Regions from separate parts of the Homo sapiens genome. Here region 2 is linked to region 1. A link is a loop called in an ENCODE intact Hi-C map of the cell type or tissue named here. Cell type or tissue: mammary epithelial cell. All regions are shown on one strand. Region 1 has its middle 76 kb from the start of PHLDA1-AS1. Region 2 overlaps LOC105369844 (a long non-coding RNA gene).

Region 1 (5,000 bases):
ACAGAGGGAGACTCCATCAAAAAAAAAAAACTTTACAGAAGAGACTAGGTGCGGTGGCTCATGCCTGTAATCCCAGCACTTTGGGAGGCCAAGGCGGGCAGATCACCTGAGGCCAGGAGTTCAAGACCAGCCCGGGCAATATGACAAAACCCTGTTTCTACTAAAAATATAAAAATTAGCCGGGTGTGATGGTGGGTGCCTGTAATCCCGGCTACTCAGGAGGCTGAGGCAGGAGAATCGCTTGAACCTGGGAGGTAAGGGTTGCAGGGAGCCGAGACGGCGCCACCGCACTGCAGCCCGGGCGACAGAGCGAGACTCCGTCTCAAAAAATAAAAAATAAAAAAAAGTATACAGGGAAATGTGCATAGGTTATATGAAAATACTGTATCATTTTATATTGCAGACCTGAGTATTTGCAGATTTTGGTACCTGCAAGAGGTCCTGGAACCAATACCCCATGGATACTGAGGGACAACTGTAAATAGTAAGCATATAAAAATATCTTTCACTTCATTACTAATAAAGGAATACAAAGGAAAACCATGAAATTATTTTTTTCGTCTATCAAATTAACAATTTTGTTTTATGGTAATATCCAATGTAGAGAAAGTTACAGGGAAATAAACACTTCCATAAAAGACTAGCAGGGATAAAGACTGGGATAAGTTTTCTGAGGGAGCAATCTGGCAATTTGATTTCAAAAGCCGTAAAAATGTATATGCCATTTGAATTGACAATTCTACTTCAAATAATTTATCCTAAGGCCATAATAAAGCTGTTTCACAAACATTTAGCTACCAGGATGTTCACTGCAGGACTGTTATAGTTTAAAAAAAAAAAAATTGGATGATAATTTAAGAAAAAAAGACAATTGATAAAATAAACTTCGGTGTACTGACAGAAGAATTTAAAATGATGCTCTGGTATGGTTTAAGATAATTTCCTTTTGTGTAGGGCTTGGTCTCTACAAGCAAAGCTTTGGGTACCAGACTTCTCTTAAATTAAAAACTAGGACCTTACGTTTTGCAACTGTGCCTAAGTGCAATAGATTGAATTTAGGCAGAAGTGCTAACTTGAATAATAATGCGATTAGCTTTAAGTAATATATAGTGTGGAAGAAATTGCATGTTATTTATATAGATGCCAAGTAGTCCACACTTGCCTGCTGTTTTCCGTAAGATCTGTAACCACACCGAGTTAAGCTTTGGCCTCCCTGCCTGTAACCTGATAAAAGGGTCAAGCCTGCAGGACGGTGTGTTGTTATACTCACTGATGGAATTTTCTCTCCCCTGCCTGGGCAGGTGAACCCAAGGCTATGAACCAGGGCCTGTAGGTATTTGAGGCTATCATGATGCTGCCCCCTGCATTCCTGCAGTCAACTGGGAGCTGTGGGGGCTGCAGCACTTGCTCTCTCCTGGCCAGCAGCCCAGGGGGTGAGTGAGGAGGGCTTGGGGATCCATTGAATTTCCTTTTTGTTTTCTTCATTTCTATTGGGTCTAACTCACTTGTTAAAAAGAAAAAAGTCTTACTAGTCTTACTATTGGAATTAGGAAATTAGTCTTTAACTGGACTGCAAATATGGCTCACACTTGTAATCCCAGTGCTTTGGAAGGCCAGGGCCTGAGGATCATTTGAGGCTGGGAGTTTAAGACCAGTCTGGGCAATATAGTGAGACCCGCCTTTACAAAGAATTAAAAGCAGCCAGGTGTGGTGGTGAGAACCTGTAGTCCCCACTACTTAGGAGGCTGAGGCAGGAGAATCATTTGAGCCCATGAGTTTGAGGCTGCAGTGAGCTATCATTATGCCGCTGTATTCCAGCCTGAGTGACAGAGCAAGATCCTATCTCTAAAAAAGAAAAAAGAGGAAAAAAAAAGAAATAGATTGAAAAGGAGAGTGTACACCCCATGAAGTTAACAGTTGTTTTTTTGTTTTTGTTTTTGTTTTTTTCCTGGTTGGGAGGATTCAGGTGGTTACTCTTTCCAGTTTACCTCCATTTTATAGTTTTTGTCACCAAGCACTTATTACTTTAACTAGAAAAACGAAAGAATCTTTTTGTCACTGTTGTCTTGTTCACTGCTGCCCATGTCCTAGAATGGTCTCTAGTCTATAGTAACCTCTCAATAACTACCTGTTGGAGAAATAACTGAATGAATAAATGTCAAAGGTCATTGCTTCCTTTGGGAATGGAAAGCTTTAGTACCATCAGATTTTTTCCATATCCTCAGCTTCTTAGGATCACAGGTTGGAGTTTTAGTAGCATATGTTAAAAAACATAGTTCCTGTCTTCTTCAAAAATCCTGTGACTTTCAAGAAACCTATGACTTTGGGCACCCTGTGTGCTATCTTTCCTTCAGCACGGATGGTTCCTGCCTGCTGAAAAGTGCTGACTATTGCACCTCAGCTAACCCACTCAACCTTTTTCTAGAGGCCCAGGGAGATATGAATGTGACCAAGAACTTGGCCTTTGATATTCAGCCCAAGTCTGGCTAGAGGTCAGAGGGAGAAAAAAAAAAAAAATCCCTCCATGAGCCATAGCTGTCTGTATATTCAGCGTCTCTAGGCAACTGGGAGGACATTTACCATTCATCCTCCAAGAATGCTGAGTAGCCCTTCTTACGTGTGATTCACTTTGGGGTAAATTTCTGTCCTTACTAATGAGCCTGTGATGGGAGTCAAGTGAAAAGGAATCATTAAATCTGGTTTTATTCAAGTTACATAATTAATTCTGGCACTGAAGTTGGCTTCCCAAGTTTTATACATGGCCTGAGTTTGTTCATTGAATTAAAGGTGAGCATGGGGGTTGATGACACGGTGGCTATAGGTTCTTATTTCTTGTCCTTCTTCATGGGGTTAATTTGAAGAATAATTTAGCTAAAGCACCTTGTGCAGGGTTGGGAATGTGTTAGTGATCGGTACATGAAATTTCCCTGTCCATTGCCTCTTTTCCCTCATGACCTCCTACATGGGAGGTTTTCCCTTGGAGGGTGTGACAGCTGATTACTCAAGCTGGTGTGGGAATTTAGCTCTGGAGATTGACTGGCAGATCAAAACTTGGACTGTTCTCACCAATAGGGGTACGGCTCTCTACTTCATTATGTGTCTTTGTGGCATTTTGTCTTTCTCTCTCCTGGCTAGTCTACTCAAACACCCTTCTCAGAGACTGCCACTGTGGACTCTGAAGTTTTCACAATACCAGGAGGTTTGTGGGAACTGAATAAATTGCTTCAAGATCGAACATAAAAATAAGTCCTGGCCCCAATCCTAAAAGAAGTCACTGGGAACCCAATCAGTGCTGGGCAACCAGCCCAGGCCCAGGCTAATGAGATATTTACATGCTAGGCTTTTCCCTTCATTTTGGTCTTCATGGGCCTCATTTATGAGGAAGTCTGGAGTGCGTGTGCTGTAGGCAGAGGCCGGTGCTTCCCAGCTTGGTGCCATGGACTCCTGTAGCAGATCAGGGGCACTACCACCCACCAAAAAATCCAGCACATTCAACAAACAGCAAATTCCCAGCCCAAAGCAATTACTTGCTTTTTATTTATTTATTTTTTTGCTATTGTTTTTCATTTACATTCTTTTCTGAGTTTTGCATGTTTTACTCTGACAGGAGGTATAAACAGGCAAAGGAAATGTAATCTATTTCAGTATTTGTGGGAGTGCTTGTCCTAGGAGTTTTAGGAGAGCATTTTCATCTATCAGATTAAGACAAATTTAAAAGGGTCCCCAAAGAGAATTTAGAATTGGAAAACTAAACCTAGGAGGAAGTTAAAGGTACAGTGATTATTTTGCTTGGAGAGTAGTATTGGCTTTCCAATAAAATGAAGGTGATTACTAAGAAAGGTAGCTGATTGGTCATTAGTGCATGGCCAGGACAAGAGAGTGAAGACTCATGTTTGCTTAAAAGAAGCATTTTTCTCTCAGGTGGAATTTGTTTGACGTTAGTGTGGCAGATTGTGATATTTCTTCTAAAAGTGGGAAAGCAATTTGTGTAATCTGTGCTCGTGTGCAGAGGACAGAACCAGATGGCTTTCGCAGTAAACTTTCAGGGCTTTACTAGAATAGGGAGAGACAAAAGGGAGGCAAACTTGGTGGCTTGTGAGATGGGGAATCGTTGTTTCAAATCAGGGGTGAGAACAACCCAAAATTTAGGAATGGCTTTTCAATAATAGCTCTTCTGATGTGTAGTACTAGAATCTAATTTTTATTTAAGCACAGCTTCAGAGGTTTTTTTAAAAAATTGCAAACTTGGAAATAAAGAAAAAAGAGGGGGCCGGACGTGGTGACTCATGCCTGTAATCCCAGCACTTTGGGAGGCCGAGGTGGGCAGATTGCCTGAGGTCAGGAGTTCGAGACCAGCCTGGCCAACATGGTAAAACCCTATCTCTACTAAAAATACAAAAATTAGCCGGGCACTGTGGCAGATGTCTGTAATCCCAGCTACTCGGGAGGCTGAGGCAGGAGAATCGCTTGAACCTGGGAGGCAGAAGTTGCAGTGAGCCGAGATCGCACCATTGCACTCCAGCCTTGGCAAAAAGAGTGAGACTTTGTCTCAGAAAAAAAAAAAAAAAAAAAGAAGAGGAACAGCATGTCTTATCAATGTCACAATGGGAAAATGTTTAAAAGGCCACCAAGGATTACTCATTATTTACTACTGACAAGGCCTAGACTCTGTGAGGTCACATGTTCATTTAGGTTTATGTCCGGTATAAAAGATAACTCTAAAGATTATGGTTTCATTGCCCTGTAGGACATTAACCTCTTTTGACTTAACTAGTAATCTTATTCATACATTCTCTTTTACAAATTTCACTAATTTTTCTGAGTACCCAGGTCCCCAAATGGCCTTTAAACCAGCTTGATCATGCTTCTGGCTCCCCACCAGTGAATTGAATATGTGTTAACATGTGTTCATTATTTGACTCATGTTTGTAACTATTTTAAAATTGCTCTTTAACTAGTGGAATTTTATCTTTTATTGTTTGCTGAGTAAGATTTTTCAT
Region 2 (5,000 bases), 130 kb after region 1:
TCCAGCATCTATAGGGAAATTAATAAATTTACAAGAAAAAAAAGACCCCATTAAAAAGTCCATGTTTGTCATGTTATAATATGGGAAAAGCTGTCAGACTTTTTGTACTTTTATTTGTGAGAACAACTAAAATTAAGTGGTGAGGATTTAGAAAAGCCAACTCTATTTCTATGCTTTTTTTCTCCTTTAAGGTGGTGTTTAGTGCTTAAAGAAAATCATCCAGAGCCAGGATCAGTTGGGTAATTGCAAAACTATCACAACCACAGAAATCATGATATATCAAATTGTGTGTGTTTACAGAAAATGTGTGGTATCAGTCTAGCTGGCATAAAGGAGTAAAAATGACAGTAGCAGTAAACAAAGCATATGGTAACTTAAAAAATGGGCTTTAAAAGTGTGAATATTTATATACAAAGCAACTCTCCATTCTGCAGCTTTTATAATTATCTATATTTATCATCACTCTGCATCCTTCCACATCCTTAGTGTTTTTTGAGAAAAGGAGCCCCAAGTAACTGAAGCTGCTGAAAGTGACTCTGTCTTAGGCCCATGTGCACCAAAGAAAACAAACCTAAATATCCTGGTCCTGATTGTGGGTCAGTGAAGGACATCTGATCTAAAGTCTTTATGATTTGACATGGGGAAGGCCAACTGCAGCAGTAGTGGCTTAGAGTCACCTGCCAATGGGACTGATTCAAACTCGATGAGCACACACCCCATTCAGATAGTGGGATGGATAAATGAAAGGGGCACCAGAAATAGTGAGTTCCTAGTGTTTATGTAATGTCCAAAGTGGCCCTTTGCAATTATGTCTCTCTCTATGAGACCAACTATACATTCCAATCTCAGAAGCACTTGGAAATGGGTAATTTGACCGTAAGATGTCACATCTGTGATCACATCCTGGATCACGGGTCATGATATGTTTTGGCTGTGTCCCCAGACAAATCTCAACTTGAATTGTAGCTCCCATAATTCCCATGAGTTGTGGGAGGGACCCAGTGGGAGATAATTGAATCATGGGGGTGGTTTCCCCCATACTGTTCTCATGGTAGTGAATAAATCTCTCGAGATCTGATGGCTTTATACGGGGTTTCCCCTTTCTCTTAGTTCTCATTCTCTCTTGCCTGCTGCCATGTAAGACATGCCTTTCACCTTCCACCATGATTGTGAGGCCTCCCCAGCCACGTGGAATGGTGAGATCATTATACCTCTTTTTCTTTATAAATTACCCAGTCTTGGGTATGTCTTTATCAGCAATGAGAGAACAGACTAATACAGGTCACATCCTGATGTTGGAACAGCAAACACTCTGGGAACCAAACATTATTCTGTGAACTCTTCTGATCAATAACCAAAGGTATTTCTGCATTTCTTTATACCCGAGTGTGAGTTCTCTTGAAATTTTGGTGCTGCTGAAATGTGCTCATAAGAATGTGCCAAACCTTAAAGCCAGAGTACCCACATCCCATTCCCAGCTGCTCCATCAACAACCCAGGTGGCCAGTAGTAGAAAAGGGGCAAAGGGATTAGGGCTGGAGTATTGGTTTTAGATAAGAGAAAGGATGCTGTCTCTGGGATGGGTAGGAAGGAGGTAAGAAAAGATGCTGATGAAGACACGGTTGTATGAGTAGAGGGAGGAGAGGGATGGGAAGTTAAGGGAATTTTTACCTGATTGCTCTGTTTTCTTGGTGAAGACTGAGGTAAGGATATCTATTGTGAATAAGGGGATGGGTAACTCGAATATAGTAAAGATTTGAAGCAACCTTCGTAGGAAATGATGGTGTTAAGGAACAATTGATATATAGGAAAATCATTGTGGTAATATCTAGGGATACAGATCATGGATTTGTAGAAGCATGTTGTACAATTCTCTCCCTGCATTGCCTGAGTGTAGAATCGGGGGAAAGACCGATGTGGGAATGATAAAAATTCAGGATTGTAGTGGACTCATTTGGAGGAAGCAAAAGGGAGCAAGAAAATTCAAATCATTCATAAGTGAATGATTAAAGAGATGGTTTAAGCCGTGATGGGAAGGAAAGTGAAGACAGGAAGGCACATACTGGGGAAAATGGGAGCACGGGGCAGTGAGTCAGAGCATTTTTTTTTAATGAAGTTGAAAAACAAGTTTAAAGGAATTAACAGAGAATAGGAAATTTAAGTAGGTTGTGTGGTCAGGCTGTGGTTTATTAGAGATTAAATTTTCGTTAGTAAAGCAATTCTGTGGGATGACAAGCTTCAGGGTGTGGTTATGCATGTGGGTAATAAAATTTGAGTAGAATTGAAGGTTATTGGAATGAGGAGGCCCAGGAACTGTGGGGCAAGGCATTTTATGGGGTATGTGCACGGACTCAGAATTCACCCAGGATGATGGTAAGACTAGGGGTGGAAAGGACAGTGTGACTCAGGGGCTTCTTAATATTTGGGGATGAATGTGAGAGAGTTGGTTGATGGTAGTGAGAGAAAGGCATTTAGGATTGTGTACTAGAAGGCATAAGCTTGCAGAGTGCAGGGGTTGTTCATTAAGGGAAGAAGAATTTGAGAGTGCACAGAGAACTATGAGAATACTGTTTCACTTCCAAGCCCCATGTCAAATGAGGCTTGAGAGACCCAAAGCTGCACCTAGACAGGGCTGTAGAAGAGAAGATCACCCAGAGGGAGGTCCAGGTTTGGGTTCAGCAAAGAAGTGGTGGAAGATTTCTTTCTGGAAGTTGAAAATGCACTAAACTTTGATAATCAGGAAATGGAGTTCTAGAGGAGACAGCAGAAAGATTGAGGAGTGAATAAGGGATGTGGGCATTTGCTTCTCCCTGATCCAAATATTAGTTTAGTGTTAGTGGTTAAGGACAGAATAGATGACTGCAGGGGCTTATCTTTAGGACAGTGACTGAAGGTGACATGAATATGAGGCATAGTGGAGTTCATTGACCTCAAGTTTTCAAAAGAAATTTTTATGTGAGATTGTTTTAGTGTTGAATCTAATGTTCTGAAAGCTGTGGAAAGCCTGATAACTCTAGAAACCTGTGAACTTGCCTACTTGAGATCGCTTTCAGCTCATGAAAGCACTATGGCTATTTCAAATATCAATGAGTAAAGTATTTTTCCTTCCTGATCACCAAGTTGTCTTCAAAGATTGTCTCATGAGGAACTACATGTCTCTTAGGAACTACAGTTCCTAAGCTTCCCATAAAAGCAAAGGCAGTCCACCTGCCCCATGATTGGGCCAGTGCAGAAGCATGGATCCAGGCAAATGTGGGTAACCACAGGGTACCAGCCGAATGCCCATGGCAACAGTCCATGGTTGAGCCTCTTTTTATCCCTTTAACTGTCTCCCTGTCAAACTATCTGCCAAAGTACCACTTAGCTGGAAGTGTATGAAGTGGAGTTTTCCTTCTTCCTTCCCTGAAGTATATATCATTACAAAAATTTTATTTCTTCATTGGTGAGAACTTTTTCTCTGAATTGGGTTCATTATTTTTTCAGAAGAGTGAAGATTTCAAAGCACACATTTCTGATTCACATCTATGCTGATGCCTGTAAAAATAACAAGATGCAGTAGCCATCCCAAGGTTGTTTGCCTGGCAGGGGGACTTTGGACCAGTTGCTTTGCTTCTTTGTACCTCAATCTCCTCTTCTCAGAGACAGTTAATAACACAGGGTTCTCCTTGCAGGGTTGTTTAGATGTGACCTCTGAAGTTAATGTATGTGAAGTTCTTAGCCCAGAGCCTGGCATATATTGGGTATCTAATATAGGGTGGCTGTTACTTTTACAAGGAAGATTATACCAGAATCATGCTAAGATTTAACACAAGTAAACTAATTGCATTTTCACAACAATTTGGTGAAATGGCTATTAATGATGACACTTATCATATGAATAATTTGAGGTTTGGTGTGATTCCATAGATCATTCAGGGTCAGGGTCAAATATTAGTAAATTGCAGAGCTGAGATTTGCCCTCAGGTCTATTTGATTCTAAACTCAGTGCTCTTTTCAATATAGTTAGATCATCCTGGGCGAATTATTTAGAATTTAGAGAAGAAAATTTCAAAATATTTCATTGTTGCCATGGCTTATTGTAAGCCCTACAATCAGTTGATTTTCTTGGCTCAATCTCAAGCCCTTTATGCAGAATTGCATGCCCTTTTTATCCTTTTCGGTTTTCAGGGACACAAGGAGAGATATGCATATGAAGGGTTATTTTCTAGGTAAGGAAAATCATATTCAGAGCAGTTGGTTGGTTATTCATAAAGAGCTCACCAAGTAGGCTCAAATTGGATAATCAAAGCTAAGCTGAGGGAAGCCACAGTTGATTTGAAATATCAAGAGGGAAGAGTAGGGACACTAAAAATCAGAAATGTGGTGAAACCACACATTTCCTGATCCAAGCACATCAGAATTCATTTGGTTAATAGTGAACAGAGGCACCCCACTGAGTTCCTTAATTATAACACCAGGACACTTTAAAGAAATATGAGAGGAATGCCTTTTCTGGCAATTTATAAATCATGTGATTTTCCTTTCTCCCTTGGGTGGACATTTTATTGCAGAGCAGGGTAGGGTTTTTGCTGGACATGCAAACTTCATTCACTTAATCGTTGAACATGAGGAACTCCATATTGCTTGTGGATGATTTTTAATTATCCACGGTTCTTTAGTAGTTAATGTTCCTTCCCATCCCAAGCCTGAGGTGTCCCTGTGTTTCTAATATCACATTGTGGAGACAAAGCCTGAGCTGGATACCCCAAGTTTCAGAGGAGATCTTGGAGATCATGGAGTTCTATCTTTTTCTGGCAAAAATGAAGAAACCGGGGCCTCAAGAAGTTTAATGACCTTTCCAGCATTACGTGGCCAGATAATAGAAAGGTTAATATTGGAAAGATTAAAACTGGAGGTCATATCTTGATGAGGAAAACCAGTGTTATGGCATTGGGCAGACTTTGAAGACAGAGATATGGTAGTATTTTGGGGAGAGGGAAGAAGAGGGAATTACTTAACCTC

Evidence for each region. A loop is a pair of places that touch in the nucleus more often than their neighbours do. Peaks named below come from ENCODE experiments on the same cell type or tissue, not always from the same donor. Only the 100,000 strongest peaks of a DNase experiment are listed, where the experiment ranks them.
Region 2: it touches region 1 in a loop (5-fold over the local background); 6 of 110 quality-filtered maps call a loop at or near these places.

What each region holds. Positions count from the first base shown.
Region 1 is chr12:75,951,775-75,956,774 of GRCh38, reverse strand. No RefSeq gene overlaps it. Among named protein-coding and RNA genes, the nearest start is that of PHLDA1-AS1, 76 kb to the left of the region's middle. In mammary epithelial cell, a CTCF peak has its summit at 3,007; a DNase peak (open chromatin) is centred at 2,584; H3K27ac peaks cover 2,947 bases.
Region 2 is chr12:75,823,095-75,828,094 of GRCh38, reverse strand. All of the region lies in intron 1 of LOC105369844 (a long non-coding RNA gene), which reads left to right. Among named protein-coding and RNA genes, the nearest start is that of PHLDA1-AS1, 200 kb to the left of the region's middle. In mammary epithelial cell, no CTCF peak of the experiment used is centred here; a DNase peak (open chromatin) is centred at 2,174; H3K27ac peaks cover 2,765 bases.